Linked DNA regions of Homo sapiens: region 1 is linked to region 2. A link is an interaction called in ENCODE POLR2A ChIA-PET data of the cell type or tissue named here. Cell type or tissue: OCI-LY7. All regions are shown on one strand.

The links. ChIA-PET counts read pairs that join two places held together with the same protein. Peaks named below come from ENCODE experiments on the same cell type or tissue, not always from the same donor. Only the 100,000 strongest peaks of a DNase experiment are listed, where the experiment ranks them.
Region 1: POLR2A ChIA-PET joins it to region 2 with 5 read pairs; 2 of 35 experiments call an interaction of 5 or more read pairs at or near these places.

What each region holds. Positions count from the first base shown.
Region 1 is chr1:52,755,125-52,760,124 of GRCh38, reverse strand. ZYG11B (zyg-11 family member B, cell cycle regulator) reads right to left here. Exons shown (of 14, transcript NM_024646.3): 2 at 3,502-3,667. Among named protein-coding and RNA genes, the nearest start is that of ZYG11B, 31 kb to the right of the region's middle. In OCI-LY7, no CTCF peak of the experiment used is centred here; a DNase peak (open chromatin) is centred at 1,994.
Region 2 is chr1:53,018,210-53,023,209 of GRCh38, reverse strand. All of the region lies in intron 12 of SCP2 (sterol carrier protein 2), which reads right to left. Among named protein-coding and RNA genes, the nearest start is that of PODN, 42 kb to the left of the region's middle. In OCI-LY7, CTCF peaks have their summits at 622 and 833; no DNase peak of the experiment used is centred here.

The DNA.
Region 1 (5,000 bases), 260 kb after region 2:
GCACTGGCTCACGCCTGTAATCCCAGCACTTTCGAAGGCCTAGGCGGTAGATCACTTGAGGTCAGGAGTTTAGGACCAGCCTGGCCAACATAGTGAAATCCCATCTGTACTAAAAAAAATACAAAAATTATCCAAGTGTGGTGGCACATGCCTGTAACCCCAGCTACTCCGGAGGCTGAGGCACAAGAATTGCTTAAACCTGGGAAGCAGAGGTTGTAGTGAGCCGAGATCGCGCCACTGCACTCCAGCCTGGGTGACAGTGCAAGACTCTGTCTCAAGGAAAAAATAGTAACAGCAATAAATAAAAAATAAAAGTATCAACTGAATAACTTTTTTCCCAGTATGAATATTTTCAAACACGAAGAAAAATGTATAAAGCAACTTTTACAAATTGAGACAAGAACTGGCAACATGTTTCTTTGCATATTCTCAGTAGTATCAAATCTTGACTGTTTAAAGATGGAAATGATTTGTATAAAGAGATTAAATAATTCAGAACCCTTCTTGATGAAGAAGACAGGTAATCACACTAGGGTAACACAATTAGGGACAACAAGTTATTTTTCTGACCCTCAGTTTCCTCATCTGAAGGCAGTCTGAAAAGAAGAGGTAGAAAATACATTTCAAGCATGTAGCTTCTCAAAGACATTACTCTGAGGACAAATATTTAGTTAGACTTGCTTAAAACCCACTCCTATTATCTTATCCATATAAAGCATTCGCTATAGTGCCTGACATAATAATAAGCATTTAATAAATGTTAACTACTACTATTAGCTAGCAGTAGTTACATTTCCAAAGGATAACCCAATCTGGCAAAGTTAAGGCCTTAGCATTTGTTCTTTTGATTTACAAGATGAGTTTTCTTTTTTTAATCTAATATACTGAGCACTGGCTGGGTGCAGTGGCTCATGCCTGTAATCCCAGCACTTTGGGAGGCCGAGGCAGGTGGATCACTTGAGGTCAGGAGTTCAAGATCAACCTGGCCAACATGGTGAAACCCCGTCTCTACTAAAAATACAAAAATTAGCTGGGCGTGTTGGTGGGCACCTGTAGTCCCAGCTACTCAGGAGGCTGAGGCAGGAGAATCACTTGAACCCAGGAGGTGGAGGCTGCAGTGAGCTGAGATTGCACCACTGCACTGCAGCCTGGGCAACACAGCAAGACTCCATCTCAAAATAATAATAATAATAATATACTGAGCATAATCATTAAATTGGGATTAGAAAGAAATGCTAGCACTGGCATAATCTCTTAAATCGTTGTGCAGCTGTGTAAGGGACTTTTAACTTTAACATATATAATACAGAAATTTACCCTAGTTCCTATGACAGGTTGGAAAAATTCAAAGAGACTGCTGGCATGAGAAACTTTGTGAAAAACAAGCAATGTAGAGGTCTTCTTCTTTCCTAAATTATTCCAAAATGCCTCAGTTACAGCCTCATTTCATCCTACTCTTTCTTGGAACACATTATTGGCACTTATACTTAATAGTTTTATATATATAAAGCCACAGCAAAAGTATAAACCAGTATGTGGCATCCAGGAGCAGGGATACCTTTAATATAGGTGTAGGAAGGCTGTGTGGCACAGTGGAACGAGCATATATTTAAAATTGGACAGACTTGCACATGAATTAGGACTCCACTATTTACTTGCAGTATGACCCTCAGGACGTTACTTCTCTGAACCTCAGTTTATCTATATGTTAACGGGAATGATAATAGAGCTACCTTATAGAGTTTTTGCGAAAATTCCACGAAAATACATGTAAAATCCCTGGCACATAGGCATTCAATAAATGACAGCTATTATTATTGGCAAATTTACATTCTATTCTATAGCTGTGGACAAATCATATTCCATACTTATGAGTTTATCAACTGTAAAGATATAAAGGTGTATCTTTTTTTTTTTTTTTTTTTTGAGACAGAGTCTTGCTCTGTCGCCCAGCCAGGTGTGCAGTGGCACAATCTCGACTCACTGCAACCTCCGCCTCCTGGATTCAAGCGATTCTCCTGCCTCACCCTCTGAGCAGCTGGGACTACAGGTGTGCGCCACCACGCCCGGCTAATTTTTGTATTTTTAGTAAAGACGGGGTTTCACCACGTGGGTCAGGCTGGTCTCGAACTCCTGACCTCGTGATCCGCCCACCTTGACCTCCCAAAGTGCTAGGATTACAGGTGTGAGCCACTGCGCCCGGCCAAGATATATCTCTTTCAAATTAAAACTTGAAGTAACAAAAATACTCCATACATAAGCAAAACTACACAGATAAGAGCTTCCCAGTTGATTTTCAGCACTGGTTTTTGAAAACCAAAGTACTAAATTGGCTGTGATTTCCCATCTCAAAGGTCAAAATCAGAAATTAGTTTTTCCATAACAGTAATAATCCTCCTACTGTCAAATGAAGACATAAGGCTTTTTGTTATTGTTAGTTTGTTTGTTTTGAGACAGAGTCTTGCTCTGTCGCCCAGGCTGGAGTGCAGTGGTACAACCTCGGCTCACTGCAACCTCTGTCTCCTGGGTTCAAGCGATTCTCCTGTCTCACCCTCCCGAGTAGCTGAGATTATAGGCACGTATTGCCACACTCAGCTAATTTTTGTATTTTAGTAAAGATGGGGTTTCGCCATCTTGGCCAGGCTGGTCTCGAACTCCTGACCTCAGGTGATTCACCTGCCTCGGCCTCCCAAAGTGCTGGGATTACAGGCATGAGCCACCACGCCCGGCCCGATGTAAGGTATTTTATACTGGCAAACCTCCAAATGGATACAAGTTATAGGAGTTATTTCTGACATAAGAATGACTTCTCACCTGGGCATGGTGGCTCATGCCTATGATCCCAGTGCTTTGGGAGGCCAAGGTTGGAAGATTGCTTGAGGAAAGGAGTTTGAGGCCAGCCTTGGCAACAGAGTGAGACCTTATCTCTACAAAAATAAAAATAAAAAAATTAGCCAAGCTATAGTCCCAGCTACTCAGGAAGCTGAACCAGGAGGATCACATGAGCCCAGGAGTTTTGTGCTACTGTACTCCAGCCTGGGCAACAGAACAAGGCCCTGTTTCTTAAAAAATTTAAAAAAAAAAAAAGACTTCTCAAAGTCAAAAAACGTTTGCCCCATTAGAAATGAAAAATGTTGAAATTAGCCAGATGTGGTGGCACAAGCCTGTGGTCCCAGCTACACAGGAGGCTGAGCTGGGAGGATCACCTGAGCCCAGGAGGTTGAGACTGCAGTGAGCCGTGTTTGCACCACTGCACTCCAGCCTGGGTAACAGAGTGAGACCCTGTCAAGGAAAAAAAAAAAAAAAAAAGAAAAATGTTTATTATAAATTACACAGTAAGAGGCAAGATAGGTAAAAATAAATGAATTCATAGTCCTGGAATCAGGCTCATTTGGCCTTCTCAGTTATTTCTAAGAAAATAATTAAATGGCTACTGTAGCACTTCAAAATCAAATCTAATTAACAGCACATAATTTTTGTTTCCTCTGTTTATTTTTTTACCATGAAAAGCCATGGTCCGAAGCAGTCGATCAGCCACCTCCTGTGGGAATACTCCAGGTTCCTGCAGACACAATGTTCCATCTTGTCTGGCTGAACAGAACTTCTCAAGGTGAGTAGTCAAGAAATTCAAGCAGATATCAAGTAAGGAATAGGGAGACGCCTCCTCCTTGGAGCCCAGGGAAAAATATAAAAGAAACACAAAAACCAACTAGTTAGTTTCCAGAAAAGCAGAGAACAAAACATTCATTTACTCATTTCACAAGTATTTCTTTAGTGTCTATCATATGCTAGACACTGTGTAAGGCAGTGGAATACAATCTGTGATCTATGTTCTCAAGAAGCAATAGAAGTGAAACACTGAAACAAACATTTACATACAGCCCCTTTAGTATTAAAATAGAGGACACACTGGGTATTAAGTAAGCACACAGCAGGGGGTTCTAATCAGTCAGGGATGGTGAGCGGAAGACCTCAGAGCTTAGGAAGCTTGTAACCAACTAAAGCATCACAATATGCTGTTCAGACATGAGTATGAAGCTGAGAGAGCTATTTTTTAAAAATAGGGTAGGGCCGAGGTGGGAGGATCACTTGAGGCCAGGAGTTCGAGACCAGCCTGGCCAACATGGCAAAACCCCATCTCCACTAAAAATACAAAAATTAGCTAGGCATGGTGGTGGACGCCTGTAGTTCCAGCTACTCAGGAGGCTGAGGCAGGAGAATCACTTGAATCCAAGAGGCGGAAGTTGTAGTGAGCCGAGATTATGCCACTGAACTCCAGCCTGGGTGATAGAGTGAGGCTCTGTCTCAAAAAACAAACAAAGCCGGGTGTGGTGGCTCACGCCTGTAATCCCAGCACTTTGGGAGGCCGAGGCAGGTGGATCACCTGAGGTCGGGAGTTCGAGACCAGCCTGACCAACATGGAGAAACCCTGTCTCCACTAAACACTAATACAAAATTAGCCAGGTGTGGCGGCACATGCCTGTAATCCCAGCTACTTGGGAGGCTGAGGCAGGAGAACTGCTTGAACCTGGGAGGCAGAGGTTGCAGTGAGCTGAGATTATGCCATTGCACTCTAGCCTGGGCAACAAGAGCGAAACTCCGTCTCATAAAACAAACAAAAAAGACAAGCTTATCCTAAGATTCATATGGAAATGCAACACCTAGAATAGCCAAAACGATCTTGGAAAAGAAAAACAAAGTTGAAAGACTTTGATTACTAAAGTAATCAAAACTGTATGGCACCAGCATAAGGATAGACACATAGATCAATGAACTAGAATTCAGAGTTCAGCAATAAACTCTTACATTCGTGGTCAATTGATATTGACAAGAATGCCAGGATAATTCAACGGGCTTGCTTTTTGGCCGGGTGCAGTGGCTCCCGCCTGTAATCCCAGCACTTTGGGAGGCCGAGGTGGGCGGATCATGAGGTCAGGAGATCGAGACCATCCTGGCTAACACGGTCAAATCCCATCTCTACTAAAAATACAAAAAAATTA
Region 2 (5,000 bases):
AGTTAGTGATGAACCAACTTTTCATCCAGATTAAAAGTTAATATGTAAAGTTTTATCAATGTTTTCTGAAAACCCCTCATTCCTTAAAATTTATATATGTGCCCTGCTCTAAGAAAACTGAATATATCAACTTAAACTCAGAGAGTATTCACATTCACAAAAGGATGTTCCTCATGATTTCTTTACATAAAAAGTTCTTTTATCAGAAACTAAATTCCAATTGGTTTTATTTTTTTAATTTGGTTTATATATGTTTCCTGGAATAAATCTAGTATATAAACATTGAAAGGAAACTTGAAGATAAAAACCAGCAAATAACCTACTCAGCATATGAATTCCCTCCATGATTCTTGAAAATTTTCATTCTAAGGCCTAAAACAGGCTCTGCTACAACAATGTCAAAGACTGAGAGCACAGAGTAGCCAGGAAAACAGAAGCACCGCACTCAGCTAGAACCTTGATTCCTACCACTCAAGGCTCTCTCTCCTTAGATAAGTTATTTTAACTCTGATCATCAATCTCATCTATAAACAGAAATACCTAATGTGTGGGACTTTTATGAGGATTAAACAAAGAAGTACATGTGAAACGCCTAGTGTGGTCCTGGCACATACCAGGCCCTCAAAAAGTGATTGTGAAAGAGCTCTCACAACTCAATAATTAAAATACAAAGACCCCAGTTTTCAAATGCCAAAGGATCTGAATAGGCTTTTCTCCAAAGAAGATATGCATATAGCCAATAAACATGAAAAGATGCTGATCATCAATAGCCATCAGGGAAATGCAAAGAACAATGAAATACCACTACACAACCACTAGGATGGCTAACACTAAAAAGATAGGTAACAAGAAGTAATGACAGAATGTGGAGAAATGGGAACCTTCAGCCATATAAAGGAATCAAGTACTGATATATGCCACAACATGGATGAATCTTGACAACATTATGCTAAATGAAAGAAGCCAGTCACCAAAGGCCATACAATGTATGATTTCATTTACATACAACGTCCATAACAGGCAAATCCATAGAGACAGAAAGTAGGTTAGTGTTTGCCAGAGACTGCAAGAAGGAGGGATTACTAATGGGTACACACTTTCTCTTGAGGTGACGAAAACGTTCTAAGATTAATTGCAGTAATGACTGCACAACTTTGTGATATGCTAAAAACCACTGAACGTACACTTAAAATGCGTGAATTGTGGGCATGTGAATTAGGTCTTAATAAAGTTATCTGAAATAATTTTTAAAAAATGGTTGATGAGGCCGGGCATGGTGGCTCATGCCTGTAATCCCAGCACTTTGGGAGTCCAAGGCAGGTGGATCACATGAGGCCAGGAGTTCAAGACCAGCCTGGAAAAAATGGCAAAACACCGTCTCTTCTAAAAATACAAAAATTAGCTGGGCCTGGTGGCCTATGACTGTAGTCCCAGCTACTCGGGAGTCTGAGGCACAAGAATCGCTTGAACCCAGGAGGCAGAGATTGTAGTGAGATGAGATCATACTGCTGCACTCCAGCCTGGGTGACAAGGCAAGACTCTGTCCCAAAAAAAAAAAAAAAAAGAAAGAAAAAGAAAAGGAAAGAAAAAGCCCGAGCTCGGTGGCTCATGCCTGTAATCCCAGCACTTTGGGAGGCCAAGGTGGGAGGATTACTTGAGGTCAGGAGTTCAAGACTAGCCTGGCCAACATGGGAAACCCCATCTCTACTAAAAATACAAAAATTAGCCAGCTAGGCCTGGTGGTGCGTGCCTGTAGTCCCAGCTACTCAAGAGGCTGAGGCAGGAGAATTGCTTGAACCCGGGAGGCAAAGGCTGCAGTGAGCCAAGATTGCGCAACTGCACTCCAGCCTGGGCGACAGAGCAAGACTCCATCTCAAAAAAAAAAAAAAAAAGTGGTTGACGGCCAGGCATGGTGGCTCATGCCTGTCATCTCAGCACTTTGGGAGGCCAAGGCAGGTGGATCACTTGAGCCCAAGAGTTCAAGACCAACCTGGGCGACATGGTGAAACCCTACCTCTACAAAAAAAATACAAAAATTAGCTGGGCATGACGGTGTGTGCCTGTGGTCCAAACTACTCAGGAGGCTGAGGTGGGAAGATTATCTGAGCCTGGGGAGGTCGAGGCTGCAGTAACCCAAGATAACACCACTGCAATCCAGCCTGGATGACAGAGTGAGACTCTGTCTAAAAAAAAAAGTGGTTGCTGTTATTCTTAGTGTTTGGGAAGATTATAAAGTCCTGCATTGTAATCAAACCTTCATCCCTAAAACGAAAATTTAACCAGTAATCAGTTTGTTCTGACTGGAGACGGTCGTACAGTACGCGTAAGTTTCAGGGAATATCAAGTTCATTTGTAATCAGCTACTCCCCATGACCTCAGAGCAGGCACATGGGTCCATCACACATAGAAATACAGCCCACAGAGTTGAGAGTTGGAAGACAAACAAAGAAACCTCATAGAGGTATGGTGGGAGATATGATAAGATCCTCTTTGGCCAAGCTGTAGGCTTCAATGAGTTGGATATGTTCCCCATACTGTACTAAAAATTTAAGTTCATTTTTTTCCTATACCCCTAAGTAATATTTATAATTAATAAATAAAACCATTTTCAGGCTGGGCACAGTGGCTCACACCTGTAATCCCAGCACTACTGGAGGCTGAGGTGGGCAGACTGCTTGACTCCAGGAGTCTGAGACCAGCCTGGGCAACATAGCAAAACCCTGTCTCTATAAAATTGAATTAAATTAAACTAAGATAAAACTATTTTTGACCTTTAACCAGTGACACAACTAGAGAAATAGGAAAGAAGAAAGGAAAATGCACTGGGAAATAAAAAACCAAAAGTTTATTGAGCAACTACAATGTGTGGCAGATATTTTTAATTTGTTATTTTCTGATCCCTAAAGTACATATTTTCAGTATTTTCTAAATAAGGAAAAGGCTAAATTAATATGCTCAAAGCCAGTAGTGTGATCAAAAAGTTGATTAAGGTACTCTTCCCACTGATCAAAACTGTCTCTGATGGCATGGCATGGTGGCTCATGTCTGTAATCCCAGCACTTTGGGAGGCCGAGGCAGGCAGATCACTTGAGTTCAGGAGTTCAAGACCAGCCTGGACAACATGGCAAAACTCCGTCTCTACTAAAAATACAAAAATTAGCCAGGCATGGTGGCATGCACCTGTAATCCCAGCTACTCAGGAGGCTTAGGCACAAGAATTGCATGAACCCAGGAGGTGGAAGTTGCAGTGAGCTGAGAATGTGCTACTGCGCTCCAGCCTAGATGACAGAGGGAGACTCTGTCTCAAAAAAACAAAAATCTGTCTCCGGTAACTCTAGTCTATAAAATTTAAAAAGTTGTCACATACAAGTGACATTTAACTAGTTTTATAAATTCCTCATTCTAACTGCTAACAAACTGGTGGCTACATGAGTATGGAAACAGATATACATCACATTAAGATTATTGCGTGCATTCCTTAAATATCTGTCTTAAAACAAAACTAAAGTAATGCTTGTGTGTGCTACTGCGCTTGCTGAAAAGGCCTAGAAGTAATAATAACAAGCACACAGCTAACAGCCATTTGTGGTTTCCATATACCATTCTCTACTAAAAGGAACCAGGACTCAGAGAAATGACTGATCCTAGGGCTGAGGCATGGAAAGCACAGGACGAGCCTGGAATATCTTCTTGCGCCAGAAAGTAAGGAACTACTAAAAGGAATCATAGGGAAAAATGAATCAACTTGATCAGGTTCCCACTGGCCAAATCAGGGGCATTTTGAAAATCAAAATAATTGATACCACTTTACTATAACCCAGTGAATACAATAAGAATTCATGAGTTTGTATGCATACATATATAAATATATGAATAAATTTTGAAATGGAAGACAAGGGAAAGCTCTTCTTTACAGAATAATGCCAGTTAATAAGTATAGAAAAAATGGTATCATCTCAAAGCATCTTGCTACAAATTACTTATTAATTACAAAGAAAAGAACAGCAACTTTTCAGAGGAAAACATGGTAGATGCCACATTAAGTGATTAAAGCTAACAACACCAATATGGGTTAAACAACCTCATGCACCTCCAGATATGATGCACCTAGAAGGACACAACATAATTTCATGCTGCAAAAAATGTATAATCTGAATCTAATTTGGGGAAACATTAGGCAATTGCAAACTGAGAAGCATTCTACTATTAAAGAATATACTTGCACTCTTCAAAAAAATCATGGTCAAGAAATACAAAGAAAGTCTGAGGGATCATTTCACATTAAAGGAAACTAAAGAGACATGACAGCTAAATGCATTTTTAGGGATTTCTCCTGACAGGGAGAAAAAATAAAGTTTAGAGTATATTTTATAAATATATTATTGGGACAGTTGTTGAACTGTGACTATGTTATTTGAATGAGTTCATAGTATTGTATCCATGTCTTTCTTTTTTCTTTTTTTTTTTTTGAAACAGAGTCTTGCTCTGTTGCCCAGGCTGGAGTTCAGTGGCATGATCTCAGCTCACCCCAACCTCTGCCTCCCAGGCTCAAGCGATTCTCATGCCACAGCCTCCTGAGTAGCTGGGACTACAGGCATGTGCTACCACGCCTGGCTAATTTTTGATTTTTAGTAGAGAGGGGGTTTCGCCATGTTGTCCAGGCTGGTCTCAAACTCCTGACCGCAAGCCATCCACTCGCCTCAGCCTCCCAAAGTGCTGGGATTACAGGCATGAGATACCACGCCCAACCCTGTTAAGTTTCTTGAGTTTTATAACTACTGTGGTTAAGCAAAAGAATATCATTGTTTCTACAATTACACACTGAAATATTTAGGGATAAAGAAGCATAACAACTCCACCTTTCTCTCAGATAGTTAAGAAAAAATGTATACAGATATAAATATATGTAGAGGAAAAATGATAAAGCAAATGGGCAAAATGTCAACAATTGGTAAATCTAGGTAGAAGGTATAAGGGAGTTCCTTGTATTATTCTTAGAA